Regions from separate parts of the Homo sapiens genome. Here regions 2 and 3 are each linked to region 1. A link is a contact called in ENCODE Hi-C or POLR2A ChIA-PET data. All regions are on one chromosome and are shown on one strand. Each heading gives the region's core, a stretch centred on a gene start or an enhancer-like site at or near the end of the contact. The rest is flanking DNA. Distances are from core to core; before and after follow the strand shown.

Region 1 (3,904 bases), core at 745-3,244:
TGGGTCAGCTGCAGTGTCTCACACCTATAGTCCCAGCATTTTGGGAGGCTGAGGCGGGAGGATCACTTGGGCCCAGGAGATAGAGACCAGCCTGGGCAACACAAGGAGACTCCCATCTCTACAAAAAAATTTAAAAAATTAGCCAGGTGTGGTTGCATGTGCCTGTAGTCCCAGCTACTTGGGAGGCTAAGGCAGGAGGAAGATGAGGCTTCAGTGAGCTATAATACAGCCACTGCACTCCAGCCTGGGCAACAGAGTGAGATTCAGTCTCTAAATAAATAAATAAATAAACCAACCAACCAACCAACCAACCACCAAAAAAAAACAACAACAACAAAAAAAACACTTCACTTTGACCCTTACATTTAGTCCTTCCAGACTTTTAACTGAGTCTGACCAAGTGTTTCTGGTGCCAACAGGTTTGAATCTATTCAGGGGAACAGGGGACCAACCTGTGAAAGCAGGACCCGTGGTGGTTGTCCTTTATTCCCTACGGTCTGGGGGCTTCTCGTGGGCCTGCTGTCCCTCCACATCAAGCCTGAAGCCAAGAGGCTCCAGTGTCTACTGCCAGGAGCCATCTCAGCTCCACTACTGGTCCAAGTACCCGATGTGAGCACATCAACATCCCCAGCCCCAGGTGCCTCATCAGTAAAATGGAAGATGTTAGATGGAACATATGAAATTGCTAGTAGTCAACCATTTTTGACCTACAACAGCAACACAGTTCATATGGCTCAATCTACTACTAGCACCTACCTTATGGCATTTTTAAGATTAAACTAGGAACATTCATATCCAATGCTTAGCACACATGTGAAATGTAGGAACCACCACCGTCTGTGCTTATTTTCTAGACTCAGGACTTGGGCAAAAAACAACAAGTGAGCTAACAGGAACTGAGCGTCTACTATCTGCTGGTACTATACATGCCATATTGTTTCATCTTCTCAACAGTTCCAGGGAGGGTTGGCATGGTTAACACCATCTTATAGATGAGGAAACCGAGGCACATGGAGGTTAAATAAATTGCCCCAAATCACACGGCTAGTTGACAGCTGGGCTGTGATTGAAATCCAGATGTTTCTAACTCTGGAGGCTGTGTGCTTTCCTGAAGCACTCTGTCACTTTCTGAGTTCCAGTGTTGGGCACTTAATAGTCTTTCCCCAAATTTTGAATTTGGAAAATATAAAAGAGGATTTTGAATTACCACTAATGAATTAACAAGCTTCATGCATGTATTATTTTATTTGAGCTCATAAAATGTTGTGACTCCTCATACCACTCCATGAAAGAGGAACTCTTGCTTCCATTTTACAGGTGAGAAGCTGAGGCTCAGGAAGGCTATGGGACTTGCCTGAAGCCACACAGCAGGAAGCAGAATAGCTGAGATCCACCTCCAAGTCTGCTGGACTCCAAAATCTGTGCTTTCTCTCTGCTAGGCAAGAACCGTGGCTTCCTTCCTCTTAGGGGAAGGGCTGCAACACAGCCAGGCCGCTGACTGAAATCTTCTCATCCCAGGGGATGCGGTGGCCACTCTCCCCATCCTCTCCGTCCTGTGTGCGATTCACCTGCCTATGACTGGGGCAAGGCCTAGATTTGTGGGAAAGGATCCCGGCGCTGGGATCATGATGAACGGCAACCTCCCTGCAGCAGCCCCCTCCCCCAACAACACACGCACATCAGAGCTCGGGGGGGAGGCAGAGGGCCCTCCTTGCTCAAAATAGCTCTGTGTTATTAGCTGCATTTAATTGAAGGTGTTTCGAGGGCAGCCTCCACCGGGCCCAAACCAAATGGAAAATGACACACTGTCAAATTAATGTCCCCAGACCATGATAAATGTCCGGGCTTGGTGAGTAATGCTTCCATTTCTTGTTTTAAAGGAGAAGGATGCAGCCAGGCTCCGCGCGTCTGTCCCTGTTGTGCGGGGAAAGGTCAGGGGCATCCTCGGGATAAATAGCATTCCTCGCTGGCCCGCCCACCCAGGCTGGGCTTCTCCGGCTTCTGCTGAGCTCTGCTTTCTCTCTCTTCCTGTCTCTTGAGGCTGGCAAGATTGCTGAACAGCTTGTGAGCCTCCCGGCCAATGTCCAGGGAGGAAGGAGCTGGAGATAAGACTAATCCTCACCATCCACCCGTACTTTATACCTTCCAGAGTGCAGTCACCTCGGTTATAGCGTGTGTTAGTTGGCATTCGAGGCCTGCTCCTGACCTCCAGCTGCACGCCTCACTGCCATGCCCTTGGTTCAGCCATACTGATTCCTCAAACCCGCCCTGCACACCCCAGCCTCTTGGACTATGTGGAACACAACTGCTAAAGCGCCTGCTCTGTGCCGGGCTCTGGGCTCTGGGCTCAGCCCCTGCCCTGGAGGACAGACAGCCCCTGAGAGCCGGAGCTGCCCTGGCATTCCCAGCCTGGCTGCGGTAATCTCTTATTGAACATAAACAATTTCCCAGAATATAAACATCAGACAAGGCCACAAGCAAGACGAAAACAAGACCACTCCGTAATTGTGTCTGAACACAGACAAAAACAAGAACACTGTCCAAACCACAAAGATCACCAAACACCCCCCTGTCCTGGCGAACATCAGGGACTACTGCTTCTTTACCAATTACAGCTTCAGCTGTGCTCTCTGCTTCCCTCCTTCTAGATAAGATCCCCAGACACAGAATTACTCCCCACCACTTTCTTCCTGATAGCACTCCCTCCAGAACCAAGCTCTGCTCCCTGGAGCACCTCACACTAGCCCAGATCCTGTAACTCATTTCCAGCACTCTCTCACTGAGCTGCCTCGCCATTCCCTGTGGCGCGTGTTCTCCCTGTTGCAATGGGTAATACACCCGCCTTTGTTCAAATATAGATGTGTTTCTGGCAGCTTGGGCTGGAAGGCACTGGCACCACCAATATGGCCACAGAGCTGGGCAAAATGATAGAAGAGCTAAACTGCCCCACAAATAATCTGTTTCAAGAACAAGGGGGGCAGACCATTCATTCTGAATGGGGTGGCTTTGTGGAGGAGGAGGCATGAGCCTGTCAAAGCAGGAGAAAGTGAGCAAATGAGGCCCAGGGAACAGGTGGCCGGGACCCTCCAGGTGACAGGACCCTGAGCAAAGGCCGCCAGGTGGGACAGGCATGGGCAATGTCGTGTTTCCACCCCCCTCTCATTGTCTCTTGAAGTGGGGGAGATACTGGTTGTCCTTCAAGGCTCACTGGGTGTGTCCTCCCCCAGGCTGCCTTGGAGTCCCATCGCTGCCCTGGGGCTCAGTTTCCCTGTTGATAAAATGAGAGGATTGGACTCTGTCAGTGCTTTTTATACTTTTCTTTTTAGAGGACAATCCTTTGTCCTCTATCTTTGATAGCTCTTCTATCGAAGGCGATCTTACCCAGAAGCCCAACATAGAAAAAGCATAAAAGATGTAAGTGATGCTGCGGTGGTTGAAGTGGAGGCTGGGGACGGAGTCTTCGGGTTTTGGGCAACTCTGAGGGGGCAGTGCTCCTGGAGACTCCTAGGGCTCCTCAGGGCCAGTTGGAAAGGCAGGCAAGGGGAGAGGGGTTGCAGTTTCCTCCAGCCCTCTAATTTGATCTCTCTTACTCTCCTGGAAGCTCCCCAAGGCCTGGAGTCACCTCATCAGCTGTCTAGCTCGGTGCCCTGCAGGCTGAGGAGGCTAAGTAGATGCTGCCTGAATCCATGTGGTCTTCACGTCAGTACTGATGGGTTCTTGCTCCCCCATTCTTCAGACATGGCTGGTGAGGACCCCAAGGAAGCCCAGGTTAGGAAAGGGCAGTGCCCCAAGTTGTGTGGACTGTGGATGGCCTGCCAGCTTCCCTGATCTCTCCCCTCCTTCCAGCACTTGTCCCACTGTGCAGGGATTAAAGGCTCAAGGCACCCTCTGTCCCTCTGTCTGT
Region 2 (3,904 bases), core at 755-3,254, 630 kb after region 1:
AATTTGCCAGTTACTTCTTAATGGAACAGACTAACCCAGCAGCTTGACTTCAGCCCATAGATGATCTGGTGATTTGGGGTTGATTTTTTTTTTTCTTTTCTTTTTCTTTCTTTCTTTTTTTTTTTTTTTGAGACAGAGTTTCACTTTTGTTGCCCAGGCTGGAGTGCAATGGCATGATCTTGGCTCACTACAACCTCCGCCTCCTGGGTTCAAGCGATTCTCCTGCCTCAGCCTCCTGAGTAGCTGGGATTACAGGCACCTGCCACCACACCCGGCTAATTTTTTGTATTTTTAGTAGAGACGGGGTTTCACCATGTTAGCCAGGATGGTCTCAAACTCCTGACCTCAGGTAATCCACCCACCTCGGCCTCCCAAAGTGCTGGGATTACAGGCCTGAGCCACCGCACAATCCCCCCCAGTGACTTTTCAGATCACCCAGGCTGCCCAAATATTTCCCAGATGGAGGCAGCTTCCCTGGAAGGGTTCCCAACCTAATTGGTTTGTGGCATCCAAGAGGAGGCAGCTCAGCCTGTCGTGGGCAACATGGTGAAACCCCATCTCTACTAAAAATACGAAAAATTAGCCGGGCGTGGTGGCAGGCACCTGTAATCCCAGCTACTCGGGAGGCTGAGGCAGGAGAATCGCTTGAACCTGGGGGGCAGAGGTTGCAGTGAGCCAAGATTGCACCATTGCACTCCAGCCTGGGCGACAAGAGCAAAACTCTGTCTCAAAAAAAAAAGAAAAAAAAAGGAGGCAGCTCTCTGTTGTGGCCAAAAATCAATGGCAATAAAGGAGGCCCCTCCAGAATTGGCCCCATCTCCCACCCACTCTCTTGAGATCCCCACAACCCACAAAGCAGTGGTTTGGATTTTGTAATTAGCAGTTTGTCTTTAACAACCATGGTTTTAGCATTGCGGGTGCCAATACAGTTTCTTTGAGGCATTGGCCAGGACCCAGGCGTTGCTCCTAATTTCTAATTAAGGCCTGTTCAGATAGTAAGCGAATAAAGATCAGTCTAGCATTTCAATTAGAACAGGGTGGTGTAATGGATTCGGCTTGGGCAAACTCCTTTTAGACAAATTGTTTTGACAAGTTCAAGAAAAAGGAGGGGATTCTAGGAGTAACAAGATCAAGTGGAAAGAACACTAGCCCTGAAGTCCAGCTCTTAGAGGTCAAGTCCCAGCTCTGCTGCGAACTAACTGATTGTATGATCCTGGCCAACTCACTTCACTATTGAAGCATCAGTGCTCTCTTCTGTGAAAGTTTCACCTAAACAATTTCTGGACCCCAGCGACATCTTAAGAGATCATGGGATTCAGGGCACATCTCCTCTTCATCCACTGCCACCTTCAAAAAATTGACTTCTGTATGTTTCAGAGTAAATGTTGTTCTTTAAGAGTAAGGGTTTCACAGCCAGATGCATTGCCTCACGCCTGTAATCCCAGCACTTTGGGAGGCTGAGGCGGGTGGATTACCTGAGGTCAGGAGTTTAAGACCAGCTGGCCAACATGGCAAAACCCTGTCTCTACTAAAAATACAAAAATTAGCCAGGCCTGGTGGCAGGTGCCTGTAATCCCAGCTACTTGGGAGGCTGAGGCAGGAGAATCACTGAACCTGGGAGGCGGAGGTTGCAGTGAGCTGAGGTCGCTCCACTGCACTCCAGCCTGGGCTACAGAGCAAGACTCCATCTCAAAAAAAAAAAAAAAAAAAAAAAAAGTAAGGGTTTCACTTTGTGCCTATCTTGGAGCAAATGACCAAAAGTGTTTCTCTTATGCATGTATTTGTTCAGTTACTCTCTGAGCACCTTCCAGGAGTTGAAAGAAGTGCCTGAGTACTAATCCTTTTTCAGGCTCACACACTCAAACCCCTCTACATAGTTTTCCAGCTCAGCAGCATACTCTTAACTCCTCCTTTTCTGTACTCATAGCAGTCAGCATCTGTTCAACTCATTTCCTAATCTATCCCATAACCTCTCTTTCACTCTGAAGTTTAGCCATTAAATTGTTACCTCATTTCTCAAAGGCATTTGCCATATCTCTAACCAGATGTGAGATCTGAAGGGCAGAAACTGGACTCTGCACTTCCTACCTCCCACAGAATCTAATTCAGTGTCCTCCTCATGGGTAGTGCTCAATTAATGGTCCTTAATTGATGGGTCCATTAGCATTGTGGGTGTACAAAGGCATATAAGTGGACGTTCCTGTCCTCAGGAAAGATTCAGTGTAATTGAGGGAGATGGTGAGACCTGAAGAGTTAGGTGACAGTTGCAAGCAACATCACCAGGACTGTGATTCATTGTCAATAAATGCAATAGGTCAGTGGTTCCCAACCTTTGGACCCTAGACCTCTTGTAAACTATGGGTTATGCTAAGCATCACAAATCCTTATATCTGTAAGATGACTCAGACATGTCTCAAATGGTAGTCTCCTCCCCACTTATCTATGGTTTGGCTTTCTGATGTTTGTTACCCACAGTCAACCAAGGTTTGAAAATATGAAATGGAAAATTCCAGAAATAACCAATTCATGAGTTTTAAAATGTGCACTGTCCCACTTTATCCAGCCTGGGATGTGGACCCTCCCTGTGTTCAGTGGATCCACACTGCAGACACTACCTGCTCGTTAGTCACTAGATAGCCATCTCTGTTATAAGACGACTGTCACGTATCACGGTGCTTGGGTTCAAGTGACTCTTATTTTACAGGATAACAAGGCCTTGAATAACGTTGTCCTTTTTTTTTTTCTTTTTTTTCTCTGAGTTGGAGTCTCACTCTGTTGCCCAGGCTGGAGTTCTGGAGTTCAGTGGCATGATCTCAGCTCACTGCAACCTCCGCCTCCCGGGTTCAAGCAATTCTCCTACCTCAGCCCGGAGCAGCTGGAATTACAGGCACGTGCCACCACACCTGGCTAATTTTTGTAATTTTAGTAGAGAACCCTGTCTCAAACTCCTGACCTCAAGTGTCTACCTGCCTCAGCCTCTCAAAGTGCTGGGATTACAGGCATGAGCTACTGTACCCGGCCTCTGTTATAATGTTGATAAGAAAAAAAAAAAATAAATTCTTGTCTGGGGCCGACATCTGTGTGGAGTTTGCTTGTTCTCCTCATGTCTGCGTGGGTTTCCTCCCACATCCCAAAGATATGCACATGAGGTGAATTTGCATGTCTACCTCATCTCAGGATGAGTGAGTGTGGGTGTGAGTGTGGGTGTGGCTGCACGCTGTGAGATAATGGCACCCTCTCCAGGGTGGGTTCCCACCTTGCACCCTGAGCTGCTGGGACAGGCTCCAGCTACCCATGGCTCTGAACTGCAATAAGAATGTAAATAATTATCTTACTTGCTTTTAATAATGTTTCTTAAATACATGCATAGCTCACATTTATTGTAAGGTTTAATATGAGTAGTTTGGCATATATTTAGAAGTTTGATGACAGTTTTGTCACCAGAAATATGCTGAGGGAACTTAACTATTGTTTGTGTCATTAACCTATGGTAAAATTGATTTCCTTATATGTTGTTTCACTTAAAGTCCTAGTTTCTTTTTTTTTTTTTTTTTTTTGAGATGGAATTTCGTTCTTCTTGCCCAGGCTGGAGTGCAGTGGCGCAATCTCGGCTCACCACAACCTCCGCCTCCTGGGTTCAAGCGATTCTCCTGCCTCAGCCTCCCGAGTAGCTGGGATTACAGGCATGCGCCACCATGCCTGTAATTTTGTATTTTTAGTAGAGACGGGGTTTCTCCGTGTTGGCCAGGCTGATCTCGAACTCCCGACATCAGGTGATCCGCCCACCTTGGCCTCCCAAAGTGCTGGAATTACAGGCGTGAGCCATGGCACCGGGCCTAAAGTCCTAGTTTCTGAGAACCTATTGATGATGTTAAGTGAGGACTTACTGTACTTAATGGCCCCA
Region 3 (3,904 bases), core at 566-3,065, 630 kb before region 1:
ATCTGTAAAATGGGTGTTGGTGATACCTGTCCTGAGAGATTATGATGGTAATGAGATAATGGAGGATCTAATGCACGGCTCATAGCAGGTGTGCAATGAATGCAACTCTTCTCTCTTTTCCCCTCAAGACTGGCCTTGGACTCAGTTCTGACTCGTGTGTGTGTGTGTGTAGGTGGTGAACTTTCCCTAGGAGTTTCTTGCCTCATATTTTCCTTATTCCTGGAATGATTTGCTTTCAGTGGTAGTTTCATATTCATCTATAGACAGGGAAGGACATGGCAGAATGAGATAAAATGGGGGATGAATGCTGCTAAATACTGCCTTTGTGATTGTATTCAATTACATGGGCTTTTTCTTTGCCTGTTTGATGAGAAAGGTGATGAGAAAGGCAGGCCTGCAGGGGGCAGCACATGGCCAGTACTTCACTCATGAGGGACTGGCTCATGGGACTCCTGGCTTTGCAAGAAATCAGAGCCTTCCCAGGCATAGGGGAGCCTTGGAGATTTCTGCAAGGAGCCTCAGTTCTGGTGTTGAGATATTTATTATGCCCTGCAAGTTACTGATGCTGGTGGAATTAGGTCCTTGGGCTTCTTGGTCTCCTGGCCTCTGTGGTCCAGCCAGCCTCTTCCCCTATCCCTCAAGGATTACTTCTACGATCTCCGAACTTCAGGGCTGAGAGGGACTTAAATGGTGATCTAACCCTAACACATCATGTTACCAATACAGGAGGCAACCAACCTTGCAAGGTGGGGATGTGTGTATCTCCCATCTTACAGGAGAGAAAACAGAGGCTCAGTGAGGTTAAATGACTTTCACCAGGTCCCACAAGTAAGAAGTGATAGATTAAAGCTCTTTTGTTTGCAGGCATCAGAAATGTCTAGTCAGTTTAAGCAAAGGAGAGGAACATGGATCCTGGGGGGATTTCACAGAATGGCAAGAAAATCAACTAATTTGGCCTCCATGGGTGGGGCCCGGGGTAGCTCAAGATTGGCAGCAACAGTCTGTGGCTCTTTCTGTCCTGAACCTGCTCTCAGGGATGAGCACTAGCCCCAGTCCAGCCCAGACCCTGTATCTCTCAGGTCTAAAATTCAGGTTGCTGGGATAGAGGTTCTAGATGGACCCCTTGGATCACTCAGCAGTGGTCAGAGGTCAGGGGGTTACTAGCATAGTTATGGAGGATTTGTTTTGAGTCCTGTAGTGAAGCCCTGACAAGAACACCACAGGTGTCAACACCTGGTCGATGTGGGTCTTCCAAGGCTCAGCCGGGGCCTCTGTTCTGTCGCACAGTCACACAGTCTGCTCTCCAGTAGCTGCAGGCTAATCCCAGCTGTAAGGTCAGCCGAGGAAACGGAAGGTGCTGTTTGCATTTTAATAAGGAATCCAAAAGACCAAAGGCCTCTGGGTCCTAAAAGACTGGTTTTCTCAAATGGTGCAAAGTCCAGGTATTGTAACTGATGGGGCACCAGGGGTAAGGAGCCCTCCCTGGTACTTCCCGTCACACCCACACAAGTGTGCCTCCAACTTATAAAGTTCACCTGTTTATCTTGCTGCCGCTTGTTCCCCCAACTCCTTTCCATCTCCCTCTCCAAGGATTCAGTAATATGTTGTCTAGACACTACTGCTGCTGTTTCTCCTCCATTAATCCATTTTAATTGGAAAGTTATCATAATGCAAACTCTCTTTGGTATTATTTGCGGCTCTGCATTATTAGAACCTCACCAACTCGCTTTCCCAGCAAATTAAACTTGCTATGGAAGCAATGAGATCAGCTGCTCATATTAAATCAGGCCGCACGTTGTTAAGTGGGGCTGGGAATGGGGCTTCCTCAGCTGGGTGGGGCGCAATCGCTGGAGGCGTTTACAATGGCACCACTGTTTTTATGCTGGGGATTTGGCCTCTGTGCTCAGTTCTCCTCTTTTTTTGGCACTGTGTATTGGAAATTAGAGATGGAAAGAAAGAGGGGACAAAAAACCCTCTGGTGGTATTTGGCCTCTCACCCCAAACCCAGGGCAAACAGCAATGATCAGAATGCACATGGCCTTAACCCCAGATGAATTACAAAGCATATTCCAGTAGTCCTAAGAGCCTTGTGAAGTAGCGATGATCATCCCCTGTGTATGCAGCTGGAAACTGAAGCTCAGAGAAGGTACTTCTAGGGGCTGCACAGGCAACACATAGTAGACGCGGACTCTAAGCCGAGTCCTCTGAGTCTAAAACCAGACGGCCCGAAGGGATGAAACGCCAACCACAGTGAGCAGACCCTTTTTACAGAGCAGATCCTGGAACGGATTCATTTCTAGCTGATAGTATGGAAAGCAGTTAATAAATGACCAGGTTTCCTATTTGTGGATTATCACCACCTCAGCATCTAATTTTTCCCAGTTACCCACTCAATAGAACAACATGGCTGACACTCCTGCCCACCCACCCAACGGCCATTTCCCCCTACTCCCTTGCTACCCGAAACCTAATTTTGTTAAGTCAGAAATGTGCCCAATCTCAGAGGAAGACTCATGATTGGTCTAAGCCAGCCATGGGCGTCTGTTTCCCTTGTCAGTGATTGGTCTAGAGGTAAGCATGTGACTCATTTCTGGCCAATTACACCTAAGGGAAAGACTGCCGATGACTTCTGGGAAAAACTTTCTCTCCGATGGCGGCAGAGCAGGGAGGAAACTTTTGCTTGAGTTTCTCTCTTCCAGTGTGGGCACTATTTGTTATAGTTAAAAAGTCCCCCAATTCTTTGACCTTGCTTCCAAAGGTGGAGCCCATTTCCCCTCCTGCTGAGCGTGGGCCACACTTAGCGACTGGCTTTCAATGAAGAGAATGTAACAGAGGTGAAAGTGTGTGACATTCGAGGAAAGGCCATAAAAGACATTGGTGCTTCAGCTTTGCTCTCGCGGCTGTCTGACTCTGGGGGAAGCCAGCCACCACGTCATGAGGACACCCAAACAGCCTACGGAGAGGCCCACGTAGGGAGGAGCTGAGGCCCCCTGCCAGCAAGCAGCCCTAGCCCGCCAGCTGTGTGAGTGAGCGAGCCTTTTTGGAAGTGCATCCTCCTGTCCCAGTCCAGCCCTCAGATGGCTGCAGCCCTGCTAGCATCTTGACTGCCGCCTCATGAGGGACCTCAAGCCAGAACCAACAGCCACGTGGTGCCAGAATTCCTCATCTGCAGCAGCCGTGTGAGATCATAACTGTTTATTGCCTTTTTAAGCCACTGAGTTTTGGGGTCGTTTGTTACTCAGCAGTAGATGATTAATATGCTGTCATGCAGCTGTCTTGGAACCAGGAGGGGCAAGACTGAGGGCAGAAGCCACTGTGGTGAAACTGGCGGAGACATGGAATCTGGATTCCTGGTGATGTGAGCTAGTGAGCTGCCCAGCCAACCCTGGGTTGCCTATTTTGGGACTTTTTGTTACATGAGCTGATAAGAACCCTTAATTCATTGTTAGTCTGGGGTTCCATTATTTGTAAACAGCTTTTTACTGCCTCAGCCTTGGGGAGATACGTGATCCTTCCAATCACATTTCATGGCTAGCAGAGGTCACATGGTCTCCACCCACAGTCACATTGGGATGGAGAGGAGGGAGAGAGGGCCCTGCTAAGGGGCTTAAATGCTGCACGTACATTTGCATGTTGAGATTTAATAGAGGCCTTCTGGAGACACAATGCTTCCTCCCAGGGAGGGCCTAATTGCAGAAAGTCGGGCACTGTGATGGGCCTGGGGGCTCTTGTGACCCTGGGTAGGCGATTGTCTGTGTGACAGTTGAAGTGATGGTATGTTAATAGCTTCTCGATGAAAGGCTCAATCTCAAGGGGTTCATGTTTCTCAGCAGCCAAGACAGCGGGTTTCTGCAGCAGGTGGTTCACAAACGGCATCCTATCAGCATGGCCCCAAAGTAACTGA

Evidence for each region. Hi-C counts contacts between places; a loop is a spot of excess contacts on that map. ChIA-PET counts read pairs that join two places held with the same protein, here RNA polymerase II (POLR2A). Pooled maps may share reads with other maps.
Region 2: a map of HepG2 shows a loop between it and region 1 (23-fold over the local background). The contact joins two enhancer-like sites. A Hi-C loop is called at or near these places in 1 of 168 maps with a recorded cell type or tissue (HepG2). POLR2A ChIA-PET finds 5 or more read pairs at or near these places in 1 of 52 experiments (activated T-cell).
Region 3: a loop to region 1 is called in a map with no recorded cell type, with 1.8 times the contacts of the local background. The contact joins two enhancer-like sites. A Hi-C loop is called at or near these places in 1 of 168 maps with a recorded cell type or tissue (naive thymus-derived CD4-positive, alpha-beta T cell), 1 of 37 single-sample maps with no recorded cell type and 7 of 50 pooled maps.

Annotation. Positions count from the first base shown.
Region 1 is chr15:70,152,490-70,156,393 of GRCh38, forward strand. No RefSeq gene overlaps it. Among named protein-coding and RNA genes, the nearest start is that of TLE3, 57 kb to the left of the region's middle. Within about 2 kb of position 1,995, at least 11 of the 41 ENCODE cell types and tissues checked have a DNase peak (open chromatin) inside an H3K27ac peak, as active enhancers do.
Region 2 is chr15:70,786,255-70,790,158 of GRCh38, forward strand. No RefSeq gene overlaps it. Among named protein-coding and RNA genes, the nearest start is that of UACA, 25 kb to the left of the region's middle. Within about 2 kb of position 2,005, at least 3 of the 41 ENCODE cell types and tissues checked have a DNase peak (open chromatin) inside an H3K27ac peak, as active enhancers do.
Region 3 is chr15:69,523,181-69,527,084 of GRCh38, forward strand. No RefSeq gene overlaps it. Among named protein-coding and RNA genes, the nearest start is that of DRAIC, 37 kb to the right of the region's middle. RefSeq lists enhancers at 317-486, 3,014-3,594, 3,595-3,904. Within about 2 kb of position 1,816, at least 4 of the 41 ENCODE cell types and tissues checked have a DNase peak (open chromatin) inside an H3K27ac peak, as active enhancers do.